Regions from separate parts of the Mus musculus genome. Here all the other regions are linked to region 7. A link is a loop called in an ENCODE intact Hi-C map of the cell type or tissue named here. Cell type or tissue: left cerebral cortex. All regions are shown on one strand. Region 1 holds the start of Prkci (protein kinase C, iota). Region 2 holds the start of Rpl22l1 (ribosomal protein L22 like 1). Region 3 overlaps Phc3 (polyhomeotic 3). Region 4 overlaps Sec62 (SEC62 homolog (S. cerevisiae)). Region 5 holds the start of Phc3 (polyhomeotic 3). Region 6 holds the start of Sec62 (SEC62 homolog (S. cerevisiae)). Region 7 holds the start of Mynn (myoneurin).

Region 1 (4,000 bases), 390 kb after region 7:
AAAAGTGGTAAGGAATAAGAATTTTTTTTAAAAAAAGAATTTTCTGTGAATTACCTTTTATTTCTTCATAAATATCTACTTCTTATATGCTAGTTATTTTTCTAGAGCTTTATATAATTGTAAACTTGTCACAAAGCATTAAAAAGTTTCAATAATGCAATTAAAAATTGGTGATCTCTGCCTGGAGAGATGGTTCAGTAGTTAAAGGCACTGGCTGTTCCTCCTGGGAACCTGGGTTTGATTCCCAGCACAACTATCTGAAACTCCAGTTCCAGTGTATCTGGCACCCCTTTCTGACCTCTGCAGGAACCAGGCGGTGTGTGGTGCTCATACATAAAATAATAATTAAAAAAAATGACCATCAGCAATCAATCCATATTTAACGTGATGATGCAGCCTCTAATTGTTAAAAAAAAAAAAGTTATTTAGTGGAAATTTTCATATACTCCAAATTTGTGGACGTTGGATGAAGCTAGTACCAAGCTAAGTGTCACACATAGTAGCTCTGATAAAGCAAGCAACCAAATCTAATGTATGATTATAAAGAAAGCTGCTGGGTAGTGGTGACACATGCCCTTAATAGGACCCAGGAGGCACTAGCAGGCGAATCTCTGAGTTTGAGTCTAGCCTGACAGAATGAGTTCAAGGACAGCTACAGAGAGAAAACCTCTTACCAACCAAAAACAAACAAACAATAACAAAAAGAAAGCCATATCTTTGCTTATTTCAACAATTTGCACATGTTGCTATCTGAGCTGACCTGGTGGCTAGATTCAAGCTACCTTAAGGGTAGAGTAAGTGATACAGGCAAGATCTGAGGAAGTCCGAAAGTAAGTTACACGGACAGATTTTTTTTTCTAATTCTCGACCAGACTAGTGTAAGTAAAATAAATGCTAATGAACTGACACACTAGTTAAGTATTCACTGGGCACTTTCTTCTATAGAATGGCAATATTCACGGGTTGAGGGCCTTGAAGAAGTCTCTCTCCTGTGGTATCTCCCAATTGAGTTTCTTCTTTCGTTGCATTCACTAATGCTTTTGCTACCTACATTATTAAATTCTCCCCGAAAAGGATTTGCTGAGCAGGTAATCAAATCTTGTTCCCCCAAAAGGGAACTGTTTAATTTCAATGATCAATGAAATTGACATGGAGAATTTAATTGGAAGGAGATTCTACATCTTGACGAAGCCATCTTTCCAGTGCCCTCAGATACTCAAGCGGTTTTCAGGACTTCCATGCCTACAACTCCCGGGAAGCACAAGATCGAAAACGCGGCACTCTACACTTAAGGAACAAGTCCCAGAATCCCACCGGGACTCCAAATCCCAGAATCCCGCGCAGCAAATACATTCCGGAAGCGTGGCGGGCTAGCTGGGACGAGACTAAATAGAAGAAATAGGGGAAGCAACCTTGAGCGTGGGTGCTCTGTAGGTTGTTTTGTAGAAATCCTTCCATTTAAAGGCGTGGTTTACAATTACTTATATTAATATCCAAGTATATTCCCATTTCAGAGCGTCTGTTAGTAGGCTGGTGGGTTCTGTTCCCTCTGCTAGCCTCTTCTCCCCCCCGTGAGGATGAGAGCGCCGGGGCTCCGCGACTCCTGAGCCCGCCCTGCCGCGGAATGCGGCCTTGGGAGCGAGCGTGGTGGGAGGAGCCGCGGCGGGAGGCGTGTTGTGCCGGGCGGAGGGAGGAGCGCTGGGGCTCGGGCTTGGCGGCGAAGCGACCCCTTGCTCGCTCCGCGCCGCGGGCTAGGCGTGTTGGTCGGCGAGGCGGGCGGCCACGGCTTCCCGACAGGCTCGGGAGGCCGAGACCCTCGCGGCGCCCGGCGCTGCCCCGGCCCCCTCGGCCTCCTGCGGCGAGGCGGGGGAGTGAGGAGATGCCGACCCAGAGGGACAGCAGCACCATGTCCCACACGGTCGCGTGCGGCGGCGGCGGGGACCATTCCCACCAGGTCCGGGTGAAAGCCTACTACCGCGGGTGAGTGTTGGCGGTCAGGGACCCGAGCGATCGTGGGGGCGGCGAGAGGTGCGGTTGGTGGCACCCTGGACGTATGAGTGTAGGTCGCCAGGAGTCGGCGGAGGAGAGTGGGCGCAACCGGAGGGGAGGACAAATCAGCTGACGGAGAAATTTGCAACTGTTTCGGGACTGGGTGGATTGAAGATTTCGAGGGAAGCCTCTGTTCACTCACTACTGTGGGCACGCAAGCCTGGACTGCTTCGTTAGGTGGCTCCTTTCATTGCAGACAGGCCTGAAGCCTCCGTCTTATAAATCAGGTTTACATCTATCCTTCGCCGTGGGAGAGTTCATGAAATAAGTCTGGACTATGGTCAGAGAGCCGCTATAGGTGTTAGAGTTAGTACCAAAGTCGATACTTTTTAATAGGATGTGCACTGGATCCTGGGTGGTCAGAATTAAGGTGCAAATGTGCTGACCCACATTTTGGAAGTTAGGGTGAGCTATCGAAAGGTGAGAAGCCAAGGCTTTAAATTCTAGAAACGATCTTTACCCCACTTGATTACCAAACGTTTAAACTAATGTCTCTGCCAAAAGTAATCCAGTTCTGAGCATAGCCCAAATCATTTTCTATCGTGACTTATCATAAAGTTCTTCCTCTCCTTTGACTTCAGTGTGTGGTTTGAGATAATTTAGGATCTCTGCTGAGGTGAAAGGCCAGCGTGAGCATAAAGACTGGAGAGCAGGGATTAACAGAAGACCTCTCTGCTTGTCTAGGCAGAAATAAATTGCTTTTAAAAGCTTCAAGTGCTACAAGGTTAAAAGAGCTGTGCGTGCTTTCACATTCCTGAGGGGATCAGTGAAGATAGCAGACCTTCCCGGTTCTTTCTTGTTTTCCTTTCAAGAGAACTGAAGCTGCACATGTCTTAATGTGTACATGTAAGGCCTTAGATTTGTGTGTTATCTTCCAGCCTCTGACATTGACTGATTTGGGACTAATTCGTAGAATTTGCAGTAGACAATGTTCTTTTCACTTAAAACAGAGAAAATGAGGTTAAAATAGTCTCCGCAAACGCACTAATTTTTTTTTTTTTTGAAATTTTTAAAAAGTTGGTAGTTGTCATAATAATTGCTTTAGGCATTTTGGTTCATGGTCAGCCATGAACAAACTTTGCAAGATTGGAAGAGCCACAGCCCATCCTTCCGAGGACAAACACACAACTTTCTGATAATTTGAGAGACATTTGTTTTAGAGCAGTGGTTCTCAATGCTGCAACTGTTTAATACTCTTCCTCATGTTGTGGTGACCCCAATTTATTTTGCTACTACCTGTAACTGTAATTTTTCTACTGTTATGAATGTAACATGAATATCTGTGTTTTCGGATGCTCTTAGACCCCTCCCAAAGGGATCTAGATCTACGGATTGAGAAACGTTGCTTTTGAGTAGGTTCCACTTATAAAGTTAGCAGCCTGTGGCGTATTAGGTGTAGAGGAGGAAATGCCGTGGATTCTAAAGAAGCTGTCTAGTTGACAGGTTTACAGACGAGAGTTCAGTGTAAATGCGTGTGCTTGGTAAGAGAGTGCATATTGTGTACATGTGTCAGTAGCACTGTGGCTTTTCACCCTCCAGTCTCCAAAGGCTCTGTTGTGGGTAACTTCTTCTGCAGCTTGCATTTACTGTTTTAAAGGTTGTACTTATGGAGCTGGAGAGAGGGCTCAGCCATGAAGAACACTCGATGCTCTTCCAGTGTATCCAGATTGTGTTTGAAGAACCTGTGTTAGGTGACCCACAATACTGCAATTCTAGTTCCAGGACCCCAATACCCTCTCCTGGCCACTGTGGCACCCCCACCCCACCCCCCATACATATCACATGTGTGTGTGTGTGCATGTGTGTGCGTGCACACAGACACATCAATCTCAAAAAAGTTGCATTTATGTTTCTTTATTTAAATTTATTTTATTTTTATGAGTACACTATAGCTGTCTTCAGACACACCAGAAGAGGGCATTGGATCCCATTACAGATGGTTGTGAGCCAC
Region 2 (4,000 bases), 1.8 Mb before region 7:
TCCCTGGGGTCTCCAGCCTGTTGGGGGTTAGAGGCATCATCTCTGAATGAACACAGACTGGGAAGTCCTCTACTGTATGTGTGTTGGGGGCCTATATCAGCTGGTATATGCTGCCTGGTTGGTGGTCCAGTGTTTGAGAGATCTTGAGGGTCCAGATTGAGACTGCTGGGCCTCCTACTGTAGAACAGACCCTCTTCTCAGCTTCTTTCAGCCTTCCCTAATTCAACAGGGTTCAGCTGCTTCTGTCCATTGGTTGGGTTCAAATATCTGCATCTGACTCTTTCAGCTGCTTGTTGGGTCTTTTGGAGGGCAGTCATGATAGGATCCTTTTTGTGAACACTCTATACATAGCCTCCCTCAGTAATAGCCCTGGGGCCTCCCCTTGAGCTGGATCCCACTTTGGGTCTGTAGCTGGACCTTCTTTTCCTCAGGCTCCTCTCCATTTCCATCCAGGTAATTCTTTCAGACAGGAACAATTATGGGTCAGAGGTGTGACTGTGGGATGGCAACCCCATCCCTCACTTGTTGTCCTGTATTCCTGCTGGAGGTGGGCTCTAAAAGTTCCTCTCCCTACTGTAGGGTGTTTCATCTAAGGTTCCTCCCTTTGAGTCCTGGGAGTCTCTCATCTCCTTTAAATAATTGGCTTAAGTGGTTATTGTTATGACACAGAAAGTTGCCAAAGATAAGCAAAACAAAAATTTTAAATGTCAATTAATGGCCTATTTTCAAAATATCTAATGATCATTTTGATCTGCAGAACAGGAAGCCCTTTAGGAAGAAATGTCAACCCTGGCCCCTGCCTGAACATTTGGAACGAAAAGTTTTTGTGATTCTTAAGGCAAAAAGATTTTAAAATTTAATGAAATTGATTTCTTCTAAAACCTCAGCACCACTAGCACCATACCCTACACTGTATTAACGCCTATTACCGATCGCTTGGATAGAACACAACTCTTACATTCTAGGGCCTTTTCCAAATCAACAACTAAAGTCCATCCCATCTCCTGTCCCTAAATACTAGAGTTTCACACTAACAGAAACGTATACTACTGAACACCAACAGCCTCACCACTTTTCTGACCTGGCGTCAATTACAACCGCTCAAAATTCAAATGCTTTTTTACTTTCTGTCATCAAGGTACGTCCATCCTAGTGTACTTTGTAAACATTGATAGTTAGGTTTCAGCAGATTGTGAGTCAGTAAGTAGAAAGTACAATAAATTATGCCTATCCAATAAACCCAAAGTGTACTCAACTTGTTCTTCTCAGAAGGACATCCTCTACCTTAAAAGCTAGGCAAAGCATAGAACTTTTTCTCTGGAGGACTATAATCGCAACATAATAGAGACGATCATAAAGCAACATTGAGAGTCTGCCTTGCCCTGAATTATAACAGATAACTCCTGCATCCCTTGAACTTACTCCACTCTGGTTTGTAAGTTTGCAAAGTCCACAGCCAGAGCAGAGAATCAGTCGGCTCCGGCTTCCCACTCGAAGACGCAGGCGGAAACCAAACGCCAGGGCATCCCCGCCCCCCAACGCCACGCCTCCGTTTCCTAGGTGACTGCCAAGCACTCCGTGCATATCCGGTTCCGAGTTGCGTATTTCGCACGCTCTGCGTATGACGCAGCACGTTTTTATATAAAAGCGTGCGTGCGGCGCAAGCCCGTTCTCTTCCCACGGCTGCAGCTCAACATGGCGCCGGTGAGTGCGCGCGCGTGTGCGGGGCTCGGGTATTACAGGTAGCTATTGCGTCTAGCGAGCGGGAGCGCCGCAGGAGAGAAGGCGGTGGGAAGAGAGTCGGCCTGGCGGCTCGACTGGGACGATAGAATCCGGGTTGCGGAGCCGTCCGTGAGTGCCGTGCGGCCTGCGCGGCGGGAGCCGGGCCCGCGACTAGCTTAGTATCGGCGGGCGCGGTCGGTCTCTGGGCCTCTGGGTTTCTCCATGGCCTGTGGTCACCCTGTCAACGGAAGAGAGCCTAAGTGGCCAGGTCCGCGGTTGCAATGACGTTAGCAGTTTGAAGAGCGTGGTTTAAACATTTGGAAAGTCACTATAACCAAAATTGTTAAAAATAAGGTTGCTGAGTAAGGATTCAAAACTGAGTGACGTCTGATGGCCCCATCGGGACTGCCTGTTCACTGCACGGCAGTGAGCGAGTCCACCCCGTCATTCACTCAAATGCCAGTTCCGGGTTTGCGATAATTGGAGGGTGGTGAAGGTATTATTAATTGGTAGCCATTTAGGTGACTCTGTTTGGACCAATTACAATAAAGCATAAAGAGACCCATTACCCTAAAAATGGTGTTTTAAGTTCAGATAAAACTTGAAAAGCACCCAGGTGGGTGTTTTAATTTGAAATTGGAAATAACATCAGTTACAGTAGGAAGCAGTTCTTCATAATCAAGCAAGATTTCTCTACTAAAATAAGCTTACACTTGGAAGGTACTTAACTGGAAATGATGACGTTTCATGGGAATTGAAACATTGGTTTAAACCAAGCTAATGAGTAACCTTTACATAGAGCACAGGCTCCTTCAGGTGTTGGTCAAGTCTGTGTATAACCCATTATACCAGATGTATGCTGAGTTGGTAATTTTTTTCTTGGGAATTCAGTGTCTAAGCTGAATAAACTGCTTTAATGGCATCATAATTATGTCTAGCAGAAAGACAAGAAGCCTAAGAAGTCCACCTGGAGGTTTCATTTGGACCTTACTCATCCAGTAGAAGATGGAATTTTTGACTCTGGAAATTTTGTAAGTGTCTTACTGTGATTGCATAGTTGTTGGCATTTAAATGTAGTACTTGATATTAACCTAAGCTGTGCTCCTAGGGTACCTTCCCTAGTGACCATCTAGGGTTTCCTTCCCTAGTTTTGCATTCTTTCTGTTTGAAAATAGGAACAGTTTCTACGGGAGAAGGTTAAAGTCAATGGAAAAACTGGAAATCTTGGCAATGTTGTTCACATTGAACGCCTGAAGAATAAAATCACAGTTGTTTCTGAGAAACAGTTCTCCAAAAGGTCTGTTCTTCTGTTTTTACGTTGTGGTGGGATGTCTCGTAGGCATTAGTCTGCGAAAATGGCTGTTAGTCTGTTTAAAGGTGTTTGCATATGAGTCAGGATGACTCTTGCTGTCTATTTCATTTCATAAATGGGGAATATTAGTATATTTTGAGTCAACAGACAGCAGATTTCATGGTGTGTTGTACTAGGGGGTTGAGAGGCTGCTCTTGTCCTGGTTGCTTCTTAAAACCAAAGTCCTAGTGAGTAGGAGTTACAAATGTGGCAGTGCGTGTTTTCATGATAGGATTGATCACACATCTAATAAACTCATGGTTTTGTCTCAAAGGTATTTGAAATATCTTACCAAGAAATACCTTAAGAAGAATAATCTCCGTGATTGGCTACGTGTGGTCGCATCTGACAAGGAGACTTACGAACTTCGTTATTTCCAGATTAGTCAAGATGAAGATGGTTCAGAGTCTGAGGACTAATTGGCCTCTGCTTGTAATACAATGAAAGTATTCTAAAGAAATATAAAATTGGACTTTATGAGAAAATAAAAGTCATTTCACTCTATAAAAACATGTATGGTTCATCAGTGTGTTGGATGCCTAGAGAAAAATTTGGGTTGTGGAGTGATTCAGGCCTCTTCCTTAATGAACAGAAAGGCTCCTTGTGGGTGAATTATTCATGCTTACTGCCTGTTAGAGCCAACAGTTGGGTACCACTAAAAAAGGGAACTCCTGAGTTCTTGCCTTGATGGGCCATTGTTCCCCAATAAGTGGGATTTGAAGCAAAATCCAGATTGTGGAGATGAGACAGAAGTCTTCTAATAACCTCAGTATTGTTTCTACAAAGTCCTTGACATGTTTCCAACTTGGTTTGTAGATTTCAGTGGTTGGCTTTGAGTGCTTTTCTAGTTTGCCTAAACAACCTTAGTTGACAAGACCTGTGAATTTTCTTAGCTTTGTGCCCAAATCCAGCTTTCTGCAAAGTTAG
Region 3 (4,000 bases), 350 kb after region 7:
CCCGCTCTTCAAATACAATGTTACTGAATAATTCAAAAACTGATTTGTTTGGCCAACTTTCACATGCAAAGCCTTTTCTGTCTTAGCCTGCCACAACAGAAAACCACAACCGGACAACTTGAGCAACAGAAACATAGGACAGGCCCGTGCTCAGTGGTAGAGCTGCATCCAGCCTGTGTGGGGGCCTGCATCAATTCCCAGCACCACAAATTTTAAAGACAGACATTTGTTTTTAAGTTGAGAGTAGTAAGGGAGTCCAACCCAAGTCTCCAGTGTGGGGTCTCTTCTGGTAACTACCTTTTCCTATATCCTCCCATGCTGGAGGGATCTCCGAGAACGTTTCCTCTTTAATAGGCATCGGTCCTCTCATAGGAGGGCTTCACTCTTAGGACCTCATTTAACTTTAGTCAGTTCACTACAAAGTCTATTTCTAGTTAGGTTTTCAACATATCAATTTTGGGGAGACACAATTCAGACCATATCATCATTTACTGAATCCTCTCTTTTTCATCTAAATGCAGGTGTATCTAGATGAAGAAAAAGCTAGAAGTCTACATAGAAAATCAGAAAGGCTCGGAGTGCAGGCAACCTACTGGCTTGCTTGCCCTAAGTTACATCATTGGCCACTTACAGAATTTAACATGAAAACCCACATGCATGCAATCAAGCTTTCAGAATACATCTTAGGAGCAGTGATATTACTGGGTATGCTCATAACTTAAATTCTTTTTAAAAAAGTTTTAAATTATGTGTGTGCATGTGCACGTGTGTATGTGTGTATGTAGGAAGGGGGATTACAGGTGAACTCAGTGCTTACAGAAGCCAAAAGGAGGCATCGGATCGCCATGCCCAGGAGAAGCTGACCAACACAAGACCCCCATGCTCAAGAGCACCCAACCAACAGAACAACTCAATCGTACTTCTGTGGACTTGTTTCAATTTGCTTTGTTTTGGTGATTTCTTTTTTGTATTATTGGTCTTTTGCTTGCTTGATTTTCGTTTTTGTGATTTTTTTCGTCTCTTGTGTTGGGGGCACTGTTTGTTTGTTTGTTTGTTTGATTGATTTGGGTTTTTGGGAGGAGGAAGAGAGAAAATAAAGTTAAGAGGCTGGAAAGTAGGGGAAGGTCTATGATGAGTTGTAAAGGGAAAAACCACGATCAAAGACCTCATCATAAACCCAGACAGGGGCTGGAGAGATGGCTCAGTGGCTAAGAGCTCCGACTGCTCTTCCAAAGGTCCTGAGTTCAATTCCCAGCCACAGCCATCCGTAATGGGATCTGATGGCCTCTTCTGGGGTGTCTGAAGACAGCTACAATGTACTCATATAAAAAATAAATAAATAATAAATCTCTAAAAATAACATAAAATAAAACCAGACACATGGGCTGGAAAGATGGCTTAGTGGTTAAGAGCACTAACTGAACTTCCACAAGTCCTGAGTTCAATTGCCATGAACCACATGGTGGCTCACGACCATCTGTAATGGGACTCGATGCCCTCTTCTGGTGTGTCTGAAAATAGCAACAGTGTACTCACATATATAAAATAAATAAATCTTGAAAAAACAAAAACAAACAAACAACAACAACAATAAAAATTAAAACCCAGACACACTGACTCTAGTAGAAGAGAAAGTGTGGAACAGTCTTGAACACACCGGCTCAGGAAACACTTCCTAAACAGAGCACCAATAGCTCAGGCACTACGGGCAACAATTAATAACTGGGGCCTCAGAAAACTGAAAAGCTTCCTTTTGTAAGGCAAAGGACACTGTCAACTGGACAAAACAGCAGTCCACAGAGCCGGAAAAGATTTTACCAACTCCACATCCAATAGAGGACTGCTATCTAAAATATATAAAGAACTCAAGAAACTAGAATCTAAAATGGGGTATAGAATTCTCTATAGTATCTCAAATGGCTGAGAAACACTTAAAGAAATTTTTAACATCCTTAGCCACCAGGGAAATGCAAATCAAAACTACTTTGAGATTTCATCTTACATCTGTCAAAATGGCTAAGATCAACAATACCATAACAACAGCTGGTGCTTGTAAGGATATGGAGCAAGGTAAACACTCCTCACTCCTACCAGCAAGAGTGTAAACTTGTAAAACCACTTTGGAAATCAATATGGTGGTTCCTCAGAAAATTTGGGAACTGATCTACCTCAAGACACAGCTCCATCCTACCACGAGGATACTTGCTCAGCCATGTTCATTGCAGTTATATTCATAATAACCAGAAACTGGAAACAACCTAGATGTCCCTCAGCTGAAGAAAGGATAGAGAAAATGGGTACATTTACACAATGGAGTATTGCTCAACTTTTTTTTTTAAAAAAAATGACATCATGAAACTTGCAGGCAAATGGATGAAACGAGGAAAAAATCATCCTGAGTGAGGTAACCCAGACCCAGAAAGGAAACCACGACTATATATTCTCTCATAAGTGGCTATTAGCTGTTACGTAAGTGCCGTCAGGCATGGGTCTGCTCTCGGTCCTTGGTATATGTTACGACTGGTAGGCTGGTGTTCTTGTGGGACTCCTAACAGTGGGAGCAGGTGTGCCTCTGATTCTTTTGCCTGCTCTTGGACTCTTTTATTCTCTCCTATTGGGCTGCCTTTTCCAGCCTGGGTATGAGGACCTTTTCCTTGTCTTATTGTATCCTGTTTTATCTTGTTTAGCTGTCTCTTGAAGGCCTGCTCCTTTCTGAAGGGAAATGGAGGGAGTGTATGTGGGGGAGAGGGGAGCTGGAGCTGGGGCAGAGCTGGGAGGAGTGTAGGGAAGGGAAACTGGTCAGGATGTGTAAGAGAAGAATCTGTTTCCTTTCTATCTATCTCTTAATTTTTTACTTAATTTAATTTTATGTGCATTGGTGTGAGGGCATCAGATCCCCTGGAACTGGAGTTAGACTTGTTAGCTGCCATGTGGTTGCTGGGAATTGAACCTAGGTCCTCTGGAAGAGCAGCCAGTGCTCTTAACAGCTAAGCTATCTCTCCAGCACCTTTTAATTTTTTAAGACAGGGTTTCTCTGTGTAGCCCTGGCTGTCCTGGAACTCATTCTGTAGACCAGGCTAGCCTCGAACTCAGAAATCCGCCTGCCTCTGCCTCCCGAGTGCTGGAATTAAAGGCGTGCGCCACCATGCCTGGCTAAGAATCTATTTTCAATTGGGGGGGGGGGGGAGAGGGAGGGAGGGAGGGAGGAAGAGAGAGAGAGAGAGAGATTGATTGATTGTTGTTTTTAAGTCATTCAAAGACATGAAACACTTTTCAGTACTTCAAGCTTTCAAGAAATTCTGAAACTAAAAAAGAATTGAGAATCACAAGACATTAAGCAGACTCAATGGAAAAGATGTATAAAAATACAAAAAGGCTTTAATAACATTCAGATTCTCAAGAGCTGGAAAGACAACTCAATGGCTGGATGGACTGCTCATGCAGAAAACTAGAGCCAATTCCCAACACCTACAGTGCACAGCTTATAGACACCTGCAACTTTAATTCGAGAGGGATCTGATGTCTCCGGCCTCCTTAGAGCTGCATATACGGGCTAGAGAGATGGCTCAGTGGTGAAAGTCACTGACTACTTTTCCAGAGGAATGGGGCTCAAATCTCAGCATCCACATTGGCAGCTCACAACTGTCTGTAACTCTAAGATCTGACATTCTCACAGACACACGTGCAGGCAAAACACCAATGCACATAAAATACAGATAAATTTTTAAAAAAGATTTATAAGACCTGCATAGCACAAACAAATACATAATAAAAATAAGCCTTTTATAAAACCTCAGATTTTTAAAAGTTTAATTACTCCCATTTCCAGGCACTCATTAACTGAACAGCAGCTTTATGAACAACAAGTTTACTTTTGGAAAACAACAATTAAAATGTTTAAATCCAGGAGAAGTGTTAGTATACTTACAGATGTCTGGGACATACTTGACTGTTGTGTAACACTGCCTGTGGGGGATGTAGATGGTCTTCCACTGGACAA
Region 4 (4,000 bases), 210 kb after region 7:
ATATAAAAATAACTTTCAAAAAATCTACGTTTCTAATCTAGTTAGAATCAGATTTGACTTCATTTGAGTTATTAAAAACCATGAAATTATAGTAGCTTAGTACAACACAGGTTTCCTTTTTCTTTCTCAGTAGCATGCTCTAGGAATGAACAGCACAGGCATGAATCACCATGGCAGGCCCATGCTCCTCCTTCCTTTTTTTCTGTGTTAGAGTCTTCTTGCCAAGGTGCCTCGTGGTCCATGATGACCTTAACTGTATCCACAAGAGATAAGAGGCAAACCATGCTAAGGACACTTGGGTTCACTAATTATGTTCATAATCTTGAAGATGCAGTCTTTATAGTCAAGATTTAATTTGCCCAGTTAAAATACAGAATTTCTGTTATCAAGAGAAAAAAAGAGCAGACTGGTTCATGGGGCTCACCTACTGATCTCTGGCACTTCTACAGTGCCAGACACATCTCTTGAGGGGCCTGAAATTTTCAACATTTCTAATGCTTTACACAAGGAGATAGTTTTATTCTATCTTTTCTAATGAGATTTGTGTGGTAATGGCTTTGCATGAAGACTGTTACAGTAGTCACTTTACTACAAAAAAGTAGTCCTTGCTGCTAAACTGTTGGAATTCCAAGACACACTTATGCCAACTGTTGTACCTATAAGAAGCAGTGTCTCCTAGGGCTGGGTGTTTGAGACTCTGCAGTAGGAAGCACTCAGATATCTTAAGTGTTAAGTGTATCCCTGAGTACTAGATACTTCACAGGTGCTATAGGAAAATACAGTGCAATTCTCTGCAAGGAAGCTTTTTTTAAAAAAAGATTTATTATATGTAAGTACACTGTAGTCTGGAGACCATGGGCATTTGACTTGAGCCTTCAGAACTGACTGGCAGATTGCCCATTGTACCAGGAAAGAGAGATAGATCTATTAGGGAAGAAAGCAAGCTGAACAAGCTTGCCATCTTGAAAAGGCCAGGCTGTGCATGTGCACGTGCGCGCACACACACACACACACACACACACACACACACACAAGAAACACTGTATCTCCAGACTTAAAATTGGAAATTTCCCTTTTATTAAACATAGGTTTTTAAGCTGAATATGGTGGTGTACACCTTTAATCCTAGCACTTGAGAGACAGATCTCTGTGAGTTTGAGGCCAGCCCCTGGTCTGTATAGTCAGTCAGTTCAAGGCTAGCCAGGGCTGTTATATAAAGAAACTCCATCTAAAAAGGGTGGGGGGATGTTAGAGGGTTGGGGTTTTTTGTTTTGTTTTTGTTGTTGTTCTTAAAGTGGTTACTAGCAAAACTAATGTTTTAAAATCTGATTCCCAAGAAAAATATAAACAGTAAAACAGGTTTATTCAGAACCCCAAGTGTTAGAAAAATACAAATTAATCAGAAAAAAATAAAGGGACTTGTTCAAAATATACTAAGAAATGGAAAAATACTGTAATTTAGAGAAGCTAGAGCTAGGAATACCGGTCTTTTAATGGCTGAGTGTAGTCTTAATTGGAAAGGGAGAGTTTAGAGTGTTCAGAGATGGAGACTGGGGAACTGCAGTAGAGAAGTAAACTTATTACTAATGTGACCTTAGAACTTTTAAGCATTGAGGTTTCTTGATTCTTCTAGGTTTTTGTGTGGATCTATGACCCAGTTCACATTAAAACATTTGTCATGGGATTAATTCTTGGTAAGTAGGAGAATATAAGTAGCTTTTTAGTATACTCTAAACTTTAGAGGACAAATGCAGGGCCTCAAAAAATACTTTTAAATTTAAAACAAAGTAAGAACTCTTTAAGAGGATATTTTAAATAAAGTTAGAAGATAAGTAACAAACTCAAATTATTTGCAGCAGCTAAATCATTTTTAAGGTATTAACATGGTAGAACAAGATAAATGTAGCTCACAGGAAAACACACCGACCATTCACCTGGTTAAGGATAAATCAGATACAGAGTGAAGTAACAAAGATTAAGATTTCAGAAATTGACACTGAAGTCCTGGGGTGGAGGGAACACTCCAACAATTGATGATGGTGCCTTCCTTTTTCTTTCTTTCCAGCAGGCAGTTTGGCAGTGCCTTCACATTGTAGGTGCTAGCACACCGCTCCTGTAAATCCTGTAGGGTTTCCCTTATGTTCCTTTTCATGGACACAGCCAAACAAAGCAATATTCAAATTTTAAATGCTTGTATCTTTTGGCCTACCAATTCCATTGAAAGGAATTCATTGTTATGGCTTTTTGAGTGTCATTAGTTTTTGTTTATTGTTAGTGTCTGGGATCAAACCCAGGGTCTTACACGTGCTAGACAAGCACTTCACCACTGAGCTCCATCCCCAGTCTAGAAGTCAGTCTGTTACATAATCCCAGTCATATGATGTCCATGTGCGAGTAGACTTGCAGGAGGATTGTCTCTTATCATGTAAAACTGAAAGTAGTCCCCACTCCTTGGGAGGAGAGTAAACATTGGCAGTGTAAGAGAACAGCATGCAGCCTTTGAGATAGGAAAAGAGAGCTGCCAGAGCGGAAGTTGCATACTTTCCTCTAGTTAGAAAAGGGTATTTGTCACTAATCTGTATTGTAAGTGAGCAGTCTCTGGGAATAGGATAAGCTTTATAGTGTTTACCGCTGAACAGTGGGACAAAAACTCGATGATTCCATCTTCACCATAGCCTTTGACTCGTTGTTTATATTGTGATCAAACTTGTGTATATATATATATATTTTTAATTTGGGGGACAAAAATGGGTGGGAAAGAATAATTGAACAGATAGCAAAAACATACTATCTAAAATATGATTGGTTAATAAGATATTTTAGGATCCCATTTAGAGAAACTTATAGTAAGAGTTAAAACTTAGTTAAACTCAAAAGGCTCATGCTGTGGATTGCTTCCAGTGTGGTAGTCACTTTGTCATAAAATCCTTGTGACGTCTCATTCCAGCAAGAACAGGCACTTATCAAGATAAGGTAAATTAACTTTGGAAGGGTTACTTAGCTAACGTGTGGTAGAGCAAGAGTCCTGTTCTTAATGATAAAGACTTAAAAGACTTAATAACCAGTCTTCTCATTTAACAGTTTTCCAAGAGGCCCTACCATAAGTGCAAAAAACAAACAAACAAGCAAACAAACAAAAAATCCTAGAGATGCTTATATAATTTCCCCAACCACTCTGACCTTTTTTTTAAAAAAAAGCTTTGTGAATCTGATTTCCCTGGAGTGGGAGGTGGGGTGTTCTTTGGTTTTGTTTTGATCTAGGTTTCCCTACTCCTAATATTAAAATAATATTAGCTTCAAAATGACAGTAGTTGGTCATTTAAGGAGTAGTTTTAATTTCTAGATAGTATTTTTTATAATTAAATGTAATTTAGGTTTAAAAAATGCTAACCTAGTTTAAGAACAGTATAAAATGTTATGTTAAATCACATGAAATTGCTGATAATTCATTATTCCTATACAAATGTTACTTTTTTGTCTCCATTTTCAAGAATATGTTCACTGTTGATTGTAATGAGGCCATTAAAGAATTTATTCTAAAAGTTACTCTGTAACTCTGTCATTTCTCCAGTGATTGCAGTAATAGCAGCCACCCTCTTCCCTCTCTGGCCAGCAGAAATGAGAGTAGGTGTTTATTACCTCAGTGTGGGCGCAGGCTGTTTTGTAGCCAGCATTCTTCTCCTTGCTATTGGTAAGTCTTAATAGTGATACTGATCTTGGTATAAGGTAGGTATTTGCATGTAGACTTTTTCCTGGAGCTCCAGTGTAGCTAAACAGCAGAATTAATGCATATAAGTCAAGAAGTGTGCCGTCCTCCTCAGACAAATCAAGAGTTCAGACATGACTCCGTTGGCGCTGATCTGGAATCTGCTCTAGCTTTTCAAACGTTCTTGTTTTGTTAATACTATATTTGATAAACATAATTCAGCACATTATAAAGTATGATTTATTATATATATATTTGTATTTGTATTATAGAATGATTAAATTAAGTTAAAAT
Region 5 (4,000 bases), 370 kb after region 7:
AAAACACAACCAAAATATGTTGTATGAAAAAAAGAATTTTCAATAAAAAAAGACAAATTTGAAACCAAAAGATAAAGTAGTGAGAGAATATTAAGAGGGTGGGGCTTGAGCACTATCAGAGTCCTTACTGTGTTCTTGGGTATATGGGGGAAGAGCGGATGTGTGTATGTACCTGTGTGCCCTGCACATAAGCAATTATGGACAGTTCTGACCTACCATGTGCGTGCAGGGAATTGAATCCAGGTCCTCTGCAGGAACAAAGGCACCTAACTACTGAGCCATCTCTCCGCCCCTCAGAGTCATTCTGAGAAGATTCCTAAGGAGTAGCTTCCTTCCTGGTTTAACTGTAGCTGCCGTGCAGTTATTTAAAGTGTCTTAGTACACCTGGCACGGTGGCACATATACATGCAATCCCAGCACTTGAAGAAGGTCACCCTTGGCTACATCATACTAAGTGATAGGCCAGCCTGGGCTACACAACACCCTTGTTTCAAAAAAAATAGATAAAATTAAAAATAAGATCCTAAGGACATGTTAGTGGGACTGAAGAGATGGCTCAAATGGTTAAGAGCACTGTTATTCCAAAGGACCTGGGTTTGATGCCCAGCACCCACACAACCCTCCAAAACCCAGTTCCAGGGGATCAGATGCCCTCTTCTGGCTTCCAAGGGACTGGGCACATACATGGCAATAATGTACACACATATACGCAGCTACCTATACGTAAGAAATTTTAAGTTCATTTTTTTCAATTCTCAGTAGCTTTTCTTAGACGACACCATTGTCCTTACTAACTCTAGTGTCAGAAGTTTAGCTTGATACCGGATTAGCCCACTTAAGTAATAAATAAGAAATAAAGAAATAAAGTAGCAAATATAAGCAACTTCTTACATCTTTACAAAAATCCCCCCCCCACAGAAAATTGCTCTAAAATTTGGGGGTGTGGAATATAATTTATTCAGCTTCCAATGCACAACCAGTAAAGTACACGTTTGTACCAAACTTTCTAATCTTTTCCCTCCAGTATTATGATCTTATGTCATTTATGTTGTAGTACAAATTTTTACCCACTGAGAAATCTATACTTTAATAAAGCCAAGCCTCTAAGGGCTTCCATGCTGTTACAAACTAAAACCACAGTAGCTGTCACCCCAGGCTCAGAAGGCCCCATGAGAATCCACTGGATTCCTCCTTCCTTGTCTGTCTTTTTCTCCTGAGAAATAAAAGTTGAACCGGCTGGCATTCCCACCGTCGACAAGCCTGTAACAAGAACATTTACTTCTCTTTCTTAAAAATCAAAACAAAATAGGGTGTCACTACGTAGCTCAGGCTGGCCTCAATGAGACTCAGGAGTCTCCAGCCACCATAGGCTGTATTAACAGCTCCAATATACAAGGGAGAAAGTAAGGTGAAAGGAAAAACAGATGGGGCTGCTAACTTCTTTTAGTGGGAGCTGAATCACATTTTTAGACGTTCTGCTGTTCATTTCCTTCCAATCAGCAAACCACAGTATCATATGGCACCTGCTCAATACTACACTCAATCAGCAGTAAGGTAAAATCTTGAAACTACTGCGTGTCAAAACACTTTGGCACCGGGACCAATGGCATCCAAGCCACCACCGTAAACCCTGGCCTTTCAAAGTCTTATTCTGCTCAGCTGTGCTCTCAAAGCCCAAAGGCGGGCGAAGAAGACAGTGAGTTCTGACGAACCAAAAATGGTCAGGGAACCTAGACAGTAATTCTAAACATTGGATGTGTGCAACTGGGCAAACCATCGCTTTACATTTCGAGGCCTGGTACAAAAGAACACTTTCGGGGAGCGCACGGGCTTGGCACGGAAATACTTGCCGCGTTCAGCTCTGGCACTCCAGAGGCCTACCCGGGAACCTGAAGTTTCAAGTCGCCAACTGAGCATAGCATCACAGCGCTACCCAAGAATGCGGCCCTCCAGGGAGGGAGGCTCGCCGCCGCAGCCCGAGCCCGGAGGGGGACTGCAAGGAAAGGCCGGGGAGGTGGGGAGCCTCGGCCGTGGGCCGCAGCCGCTGTCCGGACGCCTCCCTGCGCCTCCCCGCGCCCCCGCCGCACGGACGGACGGACGGACGGACAGACAGACGGCTACGGGCCCGCAGGAGCCAGCGCGGAGGCCCGGCGGCGCCTGCCCAGCCGGACACACCTCGGCGGGGACCGCGGCTGGAATGACAGCCCCGGCCGAGCGCCGCAGGGCTCGCGTCCCGGGAGAGCCCGGAGACTAGGGTCCCCCGGGTAGCTGTGCGCTTAGGACCACACAGCCCCGGGACCGCACGGCGCAGCACGCACTCCCGAGGGGAGGCTGGCTGGACCTGCCATCCTCCTCCCACAGTCGGGCTTCTCCACCACGCCGTGGCTCCCGCCTCGCCTCCGCCCTGCACCGCCAGCCTCGGAGCCCCAAGAGCTGCCTCGGGGGAACGTGTCGCAGCCCTCACTCGCCCCCCGGTTACGACATCAGTCACCAGCAAGTCACTCACTCCGCTTCCGCCATCTTCTCTCCTCCATCACTAACACGAAGTGCGCATGCGCCTCCTTTTCCCCCTGCAAGAGCCAAGAGCCGAGGGGCGGGATCTGGGGGGCGGGGGGCGCAGAGGTCACGTGAGGCCAGCGACTGCCAGGCTCCCTCCCACCTCAACTCTCTCTGTGAGGTGGCCTGTGTTTCCCTAAGTGGTCCTTCCCAGACACCCTCTATTTCTATGGCTCAGAATCTTTGTCTTAGCCCGGGGTCTGCGACGAATATAGAAAAAGTTCTGCTTAGCGCTGGAAATGTAGAAGTTGCTAGAATACTTTCAGAAACGTGCATCAAGTCTTAGGTTCAATACCCAGCCCCACATAAACCAGACATGGCTAGGCCCTTAGAAAGTGTTGTTTTGAATAAAAATTCAAAGTCATCCTAGACTATATAATGTAAAACAGAAACCCCATGATCCTGGTTCTATAAGAAAGCAGACTGAACAAGCAGCAGCCCTCCACAGCCTCTGCATCAGCCTCTGCATCAGCTCCTGTTTCCAGGTTCCTGCCCTACTTGAGTTCCTGTTCTGATTTCCTTTGGTGATGAACGGTGCTATAGAAGTGTAAGCCAAATAAACCCTTTCCCTCATGTCCTGCTTTGGGGATGGTGTCCCCATACCTTGCAAGGGTAAGCTTCTGTTTCCTGAACCTAAGATATCCTGAAAACCATGCTTTTTAACCTCTGCTGAATTTGTAACCCCATGATGTATACTCCTTTGCCTTGCTAAACTCCTGAACATCTCTGATGACTCCCCTTCCATATAGTGTCTTACCCTTGTATACCTCACAGCCGGCCTTGAGCCCTGAGTCCCCCCATTCTTCTGTCCTGGTGCTAACAGCCAACGCTCTCAACAGCTGTAATCTATCAACCCTAATCCTTGCCCCACAACAGAGACCTCAAAAGCCAGTGAGGGGCTGCTTTCTGAAACCTGAACTTGGATGAGGCAGCCTTTAGCCAGTCTAAGTATAGCTTGCTTAATCAGACAGTTGTGGAAATGTTTTTCCCCACCTCGGGTCTAACAGAAATTTTAAGGCTAGCCTGGGATATGTAAGACTGTGTTTAAAAAAAAGAAAGAAAGAAAGAAAGAAAGAAGAAAAATTAACTACAACTATAAAACATTAAAAATATGTATCCAAAATAGTCTGAAAAGTGGATTTTGTAGACATACATACACAGTGTGACTTTGCTTCATAGATCCAAGAAATAAGCAAATCTCTGTTGCTCTTGACTGAGAAAGAAGCATAGTGATCGTAAACAGTGTCTCCTATTTCCTGAGATGAAGTGCACTAATCTCAGTGTCTCAGGGTTCCATTGCTGTGATGAAACACCATCCCCAAAGCAGGTCATGGGAGAACGAGTTTATTTGGCTTACACTTCTATATCACCGTTCATCACCAAAGGAAGTCAGAACAGAAACTGAAGCAGGGCAGGAGCTGATGCAGAGGTCATGGAGGGCTGC
Region 6 (4,000 bases), 190 kb after region 7:
CTTTGTTCCTTTAAATAAGACTAAGTCTGTCTTATTATTAAGAAAAGACCTACCTGTTCTGTCCCATAGTAAGGAAAAGCCTGCCTGCTCCTTCTGCTCTCTCTGTAGCTTCTTTTCCTATCCTCCTTCCCTCTACATTCTGCAGATTGGTCTCTTAGTTTTTTTGTGTTACCTTATAGTTTCTAAGTTATTCCACTCTGCATTCTCCTTCTAATTTTCTCTCTCCTCCTGCTCTGATGTCACAGCAATGCTCTTACTCTCAAAGCCTTTTCTCCCAATGCTCTGCCTTTACTTCTAAGTTCTTGAGCTCAGTTCTCTCTAAAAAGTTTTTATGTCATGACTAAAAAAATTGTCCTCAGTTTAGTTTTCTAAAAGGTTCTGTTCAGATCTGACTAAAAAGTCCTCCTCAGCCTAGTTCTGTTTCTTTCTCTGTCGGCAGCACTTATACATCTTTTAGAACACATGATCACATGGTAAAAAGTTCGTCACAAGTTTACTCATAAATTCAAATCATAAATTGAAATAGAAGTTTACAGCAGAGAATGTTTACATGTATATCCATTAGGAGTAATTACCTGGCTAAACATTCATCCCCTGTCACAACTCTACAGGGTCACAGAGAGTTAAAAAACATAACCAAGTTACTAGTGAAGTTTTGTATAGATAAACCCAGTCAACATTGTATCTTCTGTCCTAGCACCTATAATATAATCGTAGTTCCCTTTTTATGACTTTTGGTTAATGGTTTTACAACCTTTTGGAATGTGCTCTGAGTAGTAGAGGCAATTAACTGGTGACAGAGACTGGCAGAGTTCTCATTGCAGTTTTGACAGCTTAATACATACTGGTACAATTTTAGGAATCCTTACAGGATCATCATTAAGAATTAAGTCATCCATTTGTCTATATAGCATCCCTACAAGACAGTACATCTCTGTAGATCTGCAACTGCAGAGATCTGCTCAAAGAGGTAGGCTAATACCTAGTGATTGTTATATATGTTTAATAATAACAGGAGAAGCATATTAATAGTAGGAATCTTTCCTAAAATTATTTTCTCCTGGGCTTTGCCTATGGGAGCAAATCTGTCACGGATTATGTTAATCTGAGGCACACAATCTCAGGGAGATCATCTGCTAGCTATTAGCTTGTCCTGACAATCATCTGGGTAGGAAAGGCTAGAGAAAACAAGATATTGTATGTTCCAAGTTTTGTGTTAATACGTAAGAATTATTAGTTCTCCCCTGCTTCCTGACAGCAGAGCCAAATTACAGATCTCTTGAGAGTAGAATTGCATAGTTAAAAACAAAAACCACCAACCTTCAGCTATCTTAGTATATAAATGATCAGGCATCAAAGTACTGAGCTTTGCTTCAACTACATATTATTATGTCAGATATATGAAATAGAAAACTTTAAGGATTTTGAAATTAAGTTTACAATGCAAAACTGAAAAAAAAAACCACAACAACAAACAGGCTACCAGGTTCCATGATGTTTGGGGGGGAACAGAGAAGACTTATAAATTCAACATACACACACATCCCATGTACACGCAAAGTGGATATAAAGGACAAAAGAAATTTAAAATGATTAACTGACTCAAGGGATAGAATTAAACTTTATTGGTTTTATCTTTTCTGCATTTTTTCAACTTTCTTACAGCCACAATGTCATCAGAACTTGTACCTAAGCACTTAACTACCCATGTCTTTGGTCTAGAAAGTTCTGGAATAATAGTCATATAGCAGGTCGTCAGAATAGTCATATAGAAGTGGCCTGCAGTCTACTGCATCCCAACTAGTCTTGCTCCTTTCCACCTTAACTTCCCTGGGCTCATCCAGCCTTCTGGAGTCTAAGGATGGGTTGTGAGGTGTCACGTGAGGAGCGGACATTCCAAGGCTTTGGGGACGAGCTGTGTTTAATGGAGTCAGACTCTGAAGTTGTTTTCCACCTTTTAAGGGGAACTTGGCGGGACTGAAGTGGGGTGCCACGGGGCTCGCTGGGGCAGGAAGCGCCACAGGTGACGCTGTGCGCCCCGGTGGTCCCGGCGGCGTCAGCGACTCTGAGGGGCGGGGCCCGGGGATCTGTGTTTACACGCCAGCCAGGTGACTCGGGCGTTCAGTCAGGGCTGAGAGCCGACGCGACTTGCCAGCCTCCAGCGCTCTGACTCACGTGGCGCCGGCCTCCGGGACCAGAAGCAGAAGCAGCCCGCGTCGTCCGCCACCGCACGGACGGCGGGAAGACCACGGAGGCCGCCCCCAGCCCAGAGCCCGCGGCGGGTTACATAACGGGCCGCGAGCCGCCGCGCTCTCGCGAGATCTCAGCCGCCCCCTCCCCGACTCGCTCCACGTCAGAAGGAACCGGGCGGAGCGGCCAACATGGCGGAACGCAGGCGACACAAGAAGCGGATCCAGGTAGCTCGGCGGGGCCGTGGGACCGGGGACGGGCTCGGGCGCGCTGGGACGAGGAGGGACAGGGGGAGACGTCCCGAGCGGCCGGACGCCCGGAGGCCGTCTCCGCGGGGTCGCGGCGCCGGGATGGTCTCGAGGCGGGACGGTGTTAGCGGCCGCTCGGCCGAGGGCTCTGTGGTGCGTCCGGGGAAGGAAGGAGGGAGGGAGGCGCGGCGCTCGAATCCCGCGTCCGGCCCCGCGTTCCTGCGGCGGAGGGCTCGGGCCTGCGCGGGGAGCGCGGACGCCAGGCGCCGGCCGGCCTCCCTCCCTCCTCCGTGTCTCCCTGGCGTCCCGATATTAAGGCCACGGTAGCTGGGGTGGAAGGAGGGCTGACCTGCGGCACCGCCGCCGGTTCTTTGTGCTTGCAGACGGTCGGTCGGTCAGCTGGCCCCGGGCCGCCCGGCCCCAGGGCTCCTTCCAGATGTTAAGCGGCGTGTGCCCTCCATTCCCCTCCCAATGGCTCTTTTAACCGAATAGCCGGGCTTGAACCTTGCCGGCTTTCTTCCAGGCGACACGATGTAAACAAACCCTGCCCGGTCAGTGCTGCAATGGGCTGGTGGCACCCAGAAACCTTCCACATGCCAGCTTGTCAGCCTCACGCCCTACATACTGTGCCTCCCTCATCCCTTATGAATGTCACCTGAGCATCTCTTCCCCGCAGTTTTCGCCCTGTTGGGTGTCCTTTGTTCGATGCACCTTAAACATGGATGTGAGCGCCTCAAGAGCTCACTCAGAAACCAAAGGCCTAAGTTGATGGTCTCTAGTAAGTTGTTAATATGTCAGTCACAAGTTGTTACACTCATTCTTGTCTTTCTGTTCCCCACGTAGGATGTCTTTTTCTGTTTTCCTTTTATATCCATTTTTTTAAAGACTTATCAAGTTATTGGCCTACAGGCCTTTTGAACTATGTAAGTTACAGTTGAAAACAATTTTAAATACTGTGGGAAAGATACCAGTGTTCAGTGAGTGTGGAAGTTGGCAGGTGTGACAAGATAATTTTGAACAGGTTACAGAAGGGAACTAGAGACAGATTCCAAGTTCACATAGGTTTTTAAAACCAGAGTGTCAAGACAATAGAAATTTCTAATTATGCTATTCCCAGGCTTTTGAAATTTAGTATTATGGCTTAATATGGATACTTACTTTATTAGAATTTGTATTGAAGTTGTTAAATTTGTGCTTCCTGCTCTCCTTATGTTTACCCTTGGCAGGACAAATTTGTACTTTTTTGCTCTTTACTACACATTATTTTACAGTTTTATCTGCTTTTCAATATTGCCATAAAGGTAATGTAATGTACTTTTTAAATCGCTGCTCATATTTCAGTTATGAGTGTATGTTAGACAGAAAAGCAGGTAGAGATGCTTTATGGTGCTCTTTAGTACCATAGCTACAAGTTAGTTATCTTATGCCTGTTTGTTCTCTAGCTCCACCAATTAGGTAACAAGGTTTTTTGCTTGCTTGGTGTTTTGTTTTGTTTTGTTTTGTTTTGTTTTTCTCAACTTCTGCATTTGTAAGAAGGATCATTTACCTTTGAAAAAGAAAAG
Region 7 (4,000 bases):
ATTTGCAAGAACCTTTCTCAAACACGCTGAATGTCTATTAAAAAAAAATTCTCTTAAGTCCTTGCACTGTGGTTAACAGTAGTGTTCCAGGGCGAGTGGGAAGCTGGAGGAAGACCCTTAACACCGGCCTTGGAAATATCGCTACAGGAAGGCTCTGCCTGGCTTCTGTAAGGATCAATTTCAGGGAGTGCTGGGGTGTGAAACGAGTTTATGTTCTGTATAGTAAAGTAAACAACGTTACATCTTTCCTGTCCTTTCTAAAGATATACACAAAAAGGCAAAACCTTTTGGGTTTTGTAAGATGGTGCATTTTAGCACAGGCTGCCCTCGAACTCAGCGGAATTCCCCTCTTCAGGCTCTGAGTTCTGGGATGCTCGGCTCCCCTCCTTCCCCTTTTCTTTTCTCCGTTCATTTCTCTCTCTCTCTCTCTCTCTCTCTCTCTCTCTCTCTCTCTCCCTCCCTCCCTCCCTCCCTCCCTCCCTCTTCCCCCCCCTCCTTCCCCCCTTATTTCATCCTTTTCTTCATCTTCTGGATTATATCTCTAGGTCCTCCGAAGCTAATTTTCATTTCCTGAGGTTGATGTTTTAGGAATAAGAACATGTCTGCCATTTGGTAAGAATATAAATGCCTTAGATCATTATGAAGTTCAGTTCAGAAAAAGAAAGTACACTGCGCAGCAAAAAATGAACGTCTTGGTGTCTGGTTTCGCGCATCCTTTAGGGGCTTTAAAACAGCACACAAATAGAAGCTTTGGTTTCGAAGCAGGATGGGGAAAAGGGTAATTTACACGTGCTTCCACCAAAACCCGCCAAAGCACTGTACTGCGCCAAATCACAGGCCCTGGCTACAGCGCGCCGCTGCTTCCCAGCTGGAGGAAAGCATAACCTGTCTAAAATGAGAAAAAAAATGAAATTCGGCCAGGAACTAAGTGTGCCTGCTGGTCTCTAGTGGTGTACCCGCCGGGCTTAGCAAAACAAGAAAAAGACAGAATGAATGAAAGGAAGGAAGGGAGAAAAAGAAATTGCAAACAAGTTCAAACTTTTAAATAGTCTCAGCCTGTTAAGTTAACTGTGCTTTGTTAATATTTTTTCTCTCTCCTCATTGAAAAATGCATAAACCTTAAACAGGTGTGAAACGTATATGACGACATCACATAAGAAGAACATTTCAACACACCAGTGCAACCAAGTTTCCGTAGTGTAGTGGTTATCACGTTCGCCTAACACGCGAAAGGTCCCCGGTTCGAAACCGGGCGGAAACATATCTTTTAAAACGGTAACCCGCCCATTAAAGAAACGACCTTGAATCAGCTGTTTTAATGTTGATAACAAACGCCCCAACACACAGACGAGAGCAGCAACAAAAAGGGCTGATGAAGTAGGTAGCTACTGATTCTAGAAGGCATTCTCCCAATCTCTAGCCTCTGAAGCATGTCTGTATTCAGTTTTCTCCCCTCGAGATTCCATTTCCCCCCCCTCCTGTCAGGCTAAATTTTGTTCTTAATTTATATGTCAACTTCACTAAATATTTCAGAATTAACACATTATCGAAAGGGTTTGACAAAAAGATGAAATTAAAAAGAAATTTATACTCAGACATATAAAAAAGTAGCCTCAACATTTTTCTTATAAAAACGACTCGTGGTTTTATTCACAAATTCTTCACAGAGATATAAGCAAAAAGATTCCGGTATGGAAAAAACTCTCAGAGTTTTTGAGACTGTCTTTTAAATAAAGTCACAGGTAAATTCCTTAAAAAGCATAAACGTAACTTATACCAACAAACGTTTCAGTTGTGCTTTTTAAGATTTATGACGTCCGCAGGTTCTAGGGAAGAACACATCAAAACTTAACTTTGCTCTTCTCCCTTTACTGCACTAACTCTGATTTCGAGGTAAATAACTGTGCTAAAATTATTCTGGTTCAGACGTAGGAAAACCTTTTCCGGTAGAAAGCCCACCTTCCTCCCACGTTGCGCATGCCCAGTGTGCCCTGCTGCTTTGCTTTGCTTTCGAACATCTCATCTCTGTTGCCAGGTAAGGGCATTCTGGTAGATGAGCTTTGGTGAGCCGGTTCAAACAGAATTCTGGGGGTCCCAAGAGCTTTCGGATATGCAAAAGAGGAAGGAGTGATTGGTCTCGACTTAAGCATATCCCTCCCACTCGCCCCGGTCAAGAACCAGGGTGCACAACACAGTCATCTCCACTGGAGGGGCGCTAATGAAGACAGGATGACAGGCGAGGAAAAGAACTACAACTCCCAGCATGCAGCGCGCAGCGCGGTTCCCGGAGAGGCCGGCTCTGCACTCAAGCCCGGTCTCCATCCAGAATCTGGGCCGACAGCTGCGGGCTGACAAGGTGAGCAGCTCGCACCGGATGCGAGTGAGCAAGGAGGTGTGATCCGGAGACCTGGGCATGCCGGGAAGTCAGGGCTCTGAGACCCAGCTCGCCGGCCCTAGTAGACTTTTAGCGTCCTATCTCCGGTGTCCCCAATGGACCACACACCCGGACGTGACGCTATCGCAGAGGAGGAAGGGAGAGGCGGAGCGTCGCAGTGACGTCCTCCCAAGATGGCGGTGAGAGAGTGAAGAAACTGTTTCCCTTGGGCGGCTACGGGTGAGTGCCGCCCTCTGTCTGGCCTGTCGTCCCTGCGTTCTGGGATCCCGGGGTCTTATGTGGTCCGGCGCCTCGGAGATCGAGCGCGATTCGGGGCGGAGGAGGGTGTCTAGGCAGAGGCAGCGTCCGCGGTATATGTAGTCATGGCCGGTGCCGTGGGAACTCGCGGGAGTGCAAGCTGGGAGTGCAAGGCAGCGGTGGCCGGGGACTGGCTAGGACTGTCGCCCTCCGCCGCTGCCAAGCAAGCAGCGGGCAGGCAAGGGGTGTGTCCTCCTCCGGAGAGTGATGGAACCTTTGACACAGCGGGTCGGGGCGTTCCCGCCCCCTTGCACTTGCCTGGAGCTTGGAACCTCACCATCTCTGCTTACAGGGTTCAGTGATCAGAGAGCAATGGGAACAACTCGTATCGTGTTCTTATCCTGTTTCAAGGAGGCTTTTCTTAGTCTATTTGTTTAAGCACCTTCAGGTAAAGATGCCTGTTGGAGCTTAAAAGTTTGAGGGGTCAACTCTAGAAGCTTAGGATTTTACGGCCCTGTTTACAACTGTGACATGTTTTTTTTTGTTGTTGTTGTTTTTGTTTTTGTTTTTTTCACTGCCTTTTATTGCATTAGTGTTCTAGTGCAGTAAAACAAAGAAAAGCATTTAATCACCACGAGTGTTCGATGAGGCTTTTGGGGGTTGGGAGGCAAAGGAAGAGCTGTGTTCTTTGGGTTTAGTCTTTTGTCCCACACTCCCTTACCGCTGCATGGGTGAATGTTTGATGAAAGCTTACGGCTATCAGTTCACCGTCTCTTCTTGTCTTTTTTAGATCAAGGGTGAAATCCCATTCTGCTAGCAAAATGCAGTATTCACACCACTGTGAGCACCTTTTAGAGAGACTGAATAAGCAACGGGAAGCGGGATTTCTTTGCGACTGTACCGTAGTGATTGGAGAATTCCAGTTTAAGGCGCATAGGAATGTGCTTGCCTCCTTTAGTGAGTATTTTGGGGCGATCTACAGAAGCACTTCTGAGAACAATGTTTTTCTTGATCAGAGTCAGGTGAAGGCTGACGGATTTCAGAAACTGTTGGAGTTTATATATACAGGAACTTTAAATCTCGACAGGTAAAGTACATGTTTTTATTCAGTTATAAAATCTAGTCTTTAGAGCTAGATTCCTGTTTTTCCAGTTTGCTCTCCATGCTCATTCTCAGTGTTGTTACACAACACACACACACACACACACACTATAGCTTCAGTAGAACTGTTGAGGATGAAAAGATGTTTGGTAAGCACAAAAAACACATTAAAGCTGGTGGTGGGCGGCAGAGGCAGGCAGGACCTAATAAATTCAAGGCCAGCCTGGGCAACAGAGGAAGTTCCAGGACAGCCAGGGCTACACAAAG

Evidence for each region. Peaks named below come from ENCODE experiments on the same cell type or tissue, not always from the same donor. Only the 100,000 strongest peaks of a DNase experiment are listed, where the experiment ranks them.
Region 1: a loop joins it to region 7, with 6 times the contacts of the local background. A loop is called at or near these places in 5 of 42 quality-filtered maps.
Region 2: it touches region 7 in a loop (5-fold over the local background); 4 of 42 quality-filtered maps call a loop at or near these places.
Region 3: it touches region 7 in a loop (2.9-fold over the local background); 9 of 42 quality-filtered maps call a loop at or near these places.
Region 4: a loop joins it to region 7, with 3.0 times the contacts of the local background. A loop is called at or near these places in 10 of 42 quality-filtered maps.
Region 5: a loop joins it to region 7, with 4 times the contacts of the local background. A loop is called at or near these places in 24 of 42 quality-filtered maps.
Region 6: a loop joins it to region 7, with 5 times the contacts of the local background. A loop is called at or near these places in 24 of 42 quality-filtered maps.

Annotation. Positions count from the first base shown.
Region 1 is chr3:30,994,106-30,998,105 of GRCm38, forward strand. Prkci (protein kinase C, iota) reads left to right here and starts at 1,666. Exons shown (of 18, transcript NM_008857.3): 1 at 1,666-1,980. The coding sequence starts at 1,880. In left cerebral cortex, a CTCF peak has its summit at 1,817; DNase peaks (open chromatin) are centred at 1,356, 1,621 and 2,051; H3K4me3 peaks cover 2,137 bases; H3K27ac peaks cover 1,378 bases.
Region 2 is chr3:28,803,840-28,807,839 of GRCm38, forward strand. It overlaps Rpl22l1 (ribosomal protein L22 like 1), which reads left to right and starts at 1,669. Exons shown (of 4, transcript NM_001347226.2): 1 at 1,669-1,704; 2 at 2,664-2,753; 3 at 2,898-3,019; 4 at 3,348-3,585. The coding sequence starts at 1,696. The coding sequence ends at 3,492. Gm32950 (predicted gene, 32950) reads right to left here and starts at 1,512. Exons shown (of 3, transcript NR_166194.1): 1 at 1,423-1,512. In left cerebral cortex, no CTCF peak of the experiment used is centred here; a DNase peak (open chromatin) is centred at 1,585; H3K4me3 peaks cover 1,956 bases; H3K27ac peaks cover 1,093 bases.
Region 3 is chr3:30,954,081-30,958,080 of GRCm38, forward strand. It overlaps Phc3 (polyhomeotic 3), which reads right to left. Exons shown (of 15, transcript NM_001165954.1): 4 at 3,929-4,000. Among named protein-coding and RNA genes, the nearest start is that of Phc3, 13 kb to the right of the region's middle. In left cerebral cortex, a CTCF peak has its summit at 1,510 (motif pointing left); no DNase peak of the experiment used is centred here.
Region 4 is chr3:30,810,663-30,814,662 of GRCm38, forward strand. It overlaps Sec62 (SEC62 homolog (S. cerevisiae)), which reads left to right. Exons shown (of 8, transcript NM_027016.2): 6 at 1,634-1,694; 7 at 3,572-3,691. Among named protein-coding and RNA genes, the nearest start is that of Sec62, 20 kb to the left of the region's middle. In left cerebral cortex, no CTCF peak of the experiment used is centred here; a DNase peak (open chromatin) is centred at 2,424.
Region 5 is chr3:30,966,868-30,970,867 of GRCm38, forward strand. Phc3 (polyhomeotic 3) reads right to left here and starts at 2,548. Exons shown (of 15, transcript NM_001165954.1): 1 at 2,507-2,548. The coding sequence starts at 2,520. In left cerebral cortex, no CTCF peak of the experiment used is centred here; DNase peaks (open chromatin) are centred at 1,906 and 2,548; H3K4me3 peaks cover 1,760 bases; H3K27ac peaks cover 1,593 bases.
Region 6 is chr3:30,790,967-30,794,966 of GRCm38, forward strand. It overlaps Sec62 (SEC62 homolog (S. cerevisiae)), which reads left to right and starts at 1,910. Exons shown (of 8, transcript NM_027016.2): 1 at 1,910-2,417. The coding sequence starts at 2,382. In left cerebral cortex, no CTCF peak of the experiment used is centred here; DNase peaks (open chromatin) are centred at 1,930, 2,284 and 2,998; H3K4me3 peaks cover 2,390 bases; H3K27ac peaks cover 1,583 bases.
Region 7 is chr3:30,600,082-30,604,081 of GRCm38, forward strand. Mynn (myoneurin) reads left to right here and starts at 2,006. Exons shown (of 8, transcript NM_030557.3): 1 at 2,006-2,614; 2 at 3,423-3,719. The coding sequence starts at 3,454. It overlaps n-TVaac8 (a tRNA gene), which reads left to right and starts at 1,189; the gene lies at 1,189-1,261. In left cerebral cortex, a CTCF peak has its summit at 2,215; DNase peaks (open chromatin) are centred at 258, 806, 1,224, 2,025 and 2 more places; H3K4me3 peaks cover 3,560 bases; H3K27ac peaks cover 2,938 bases.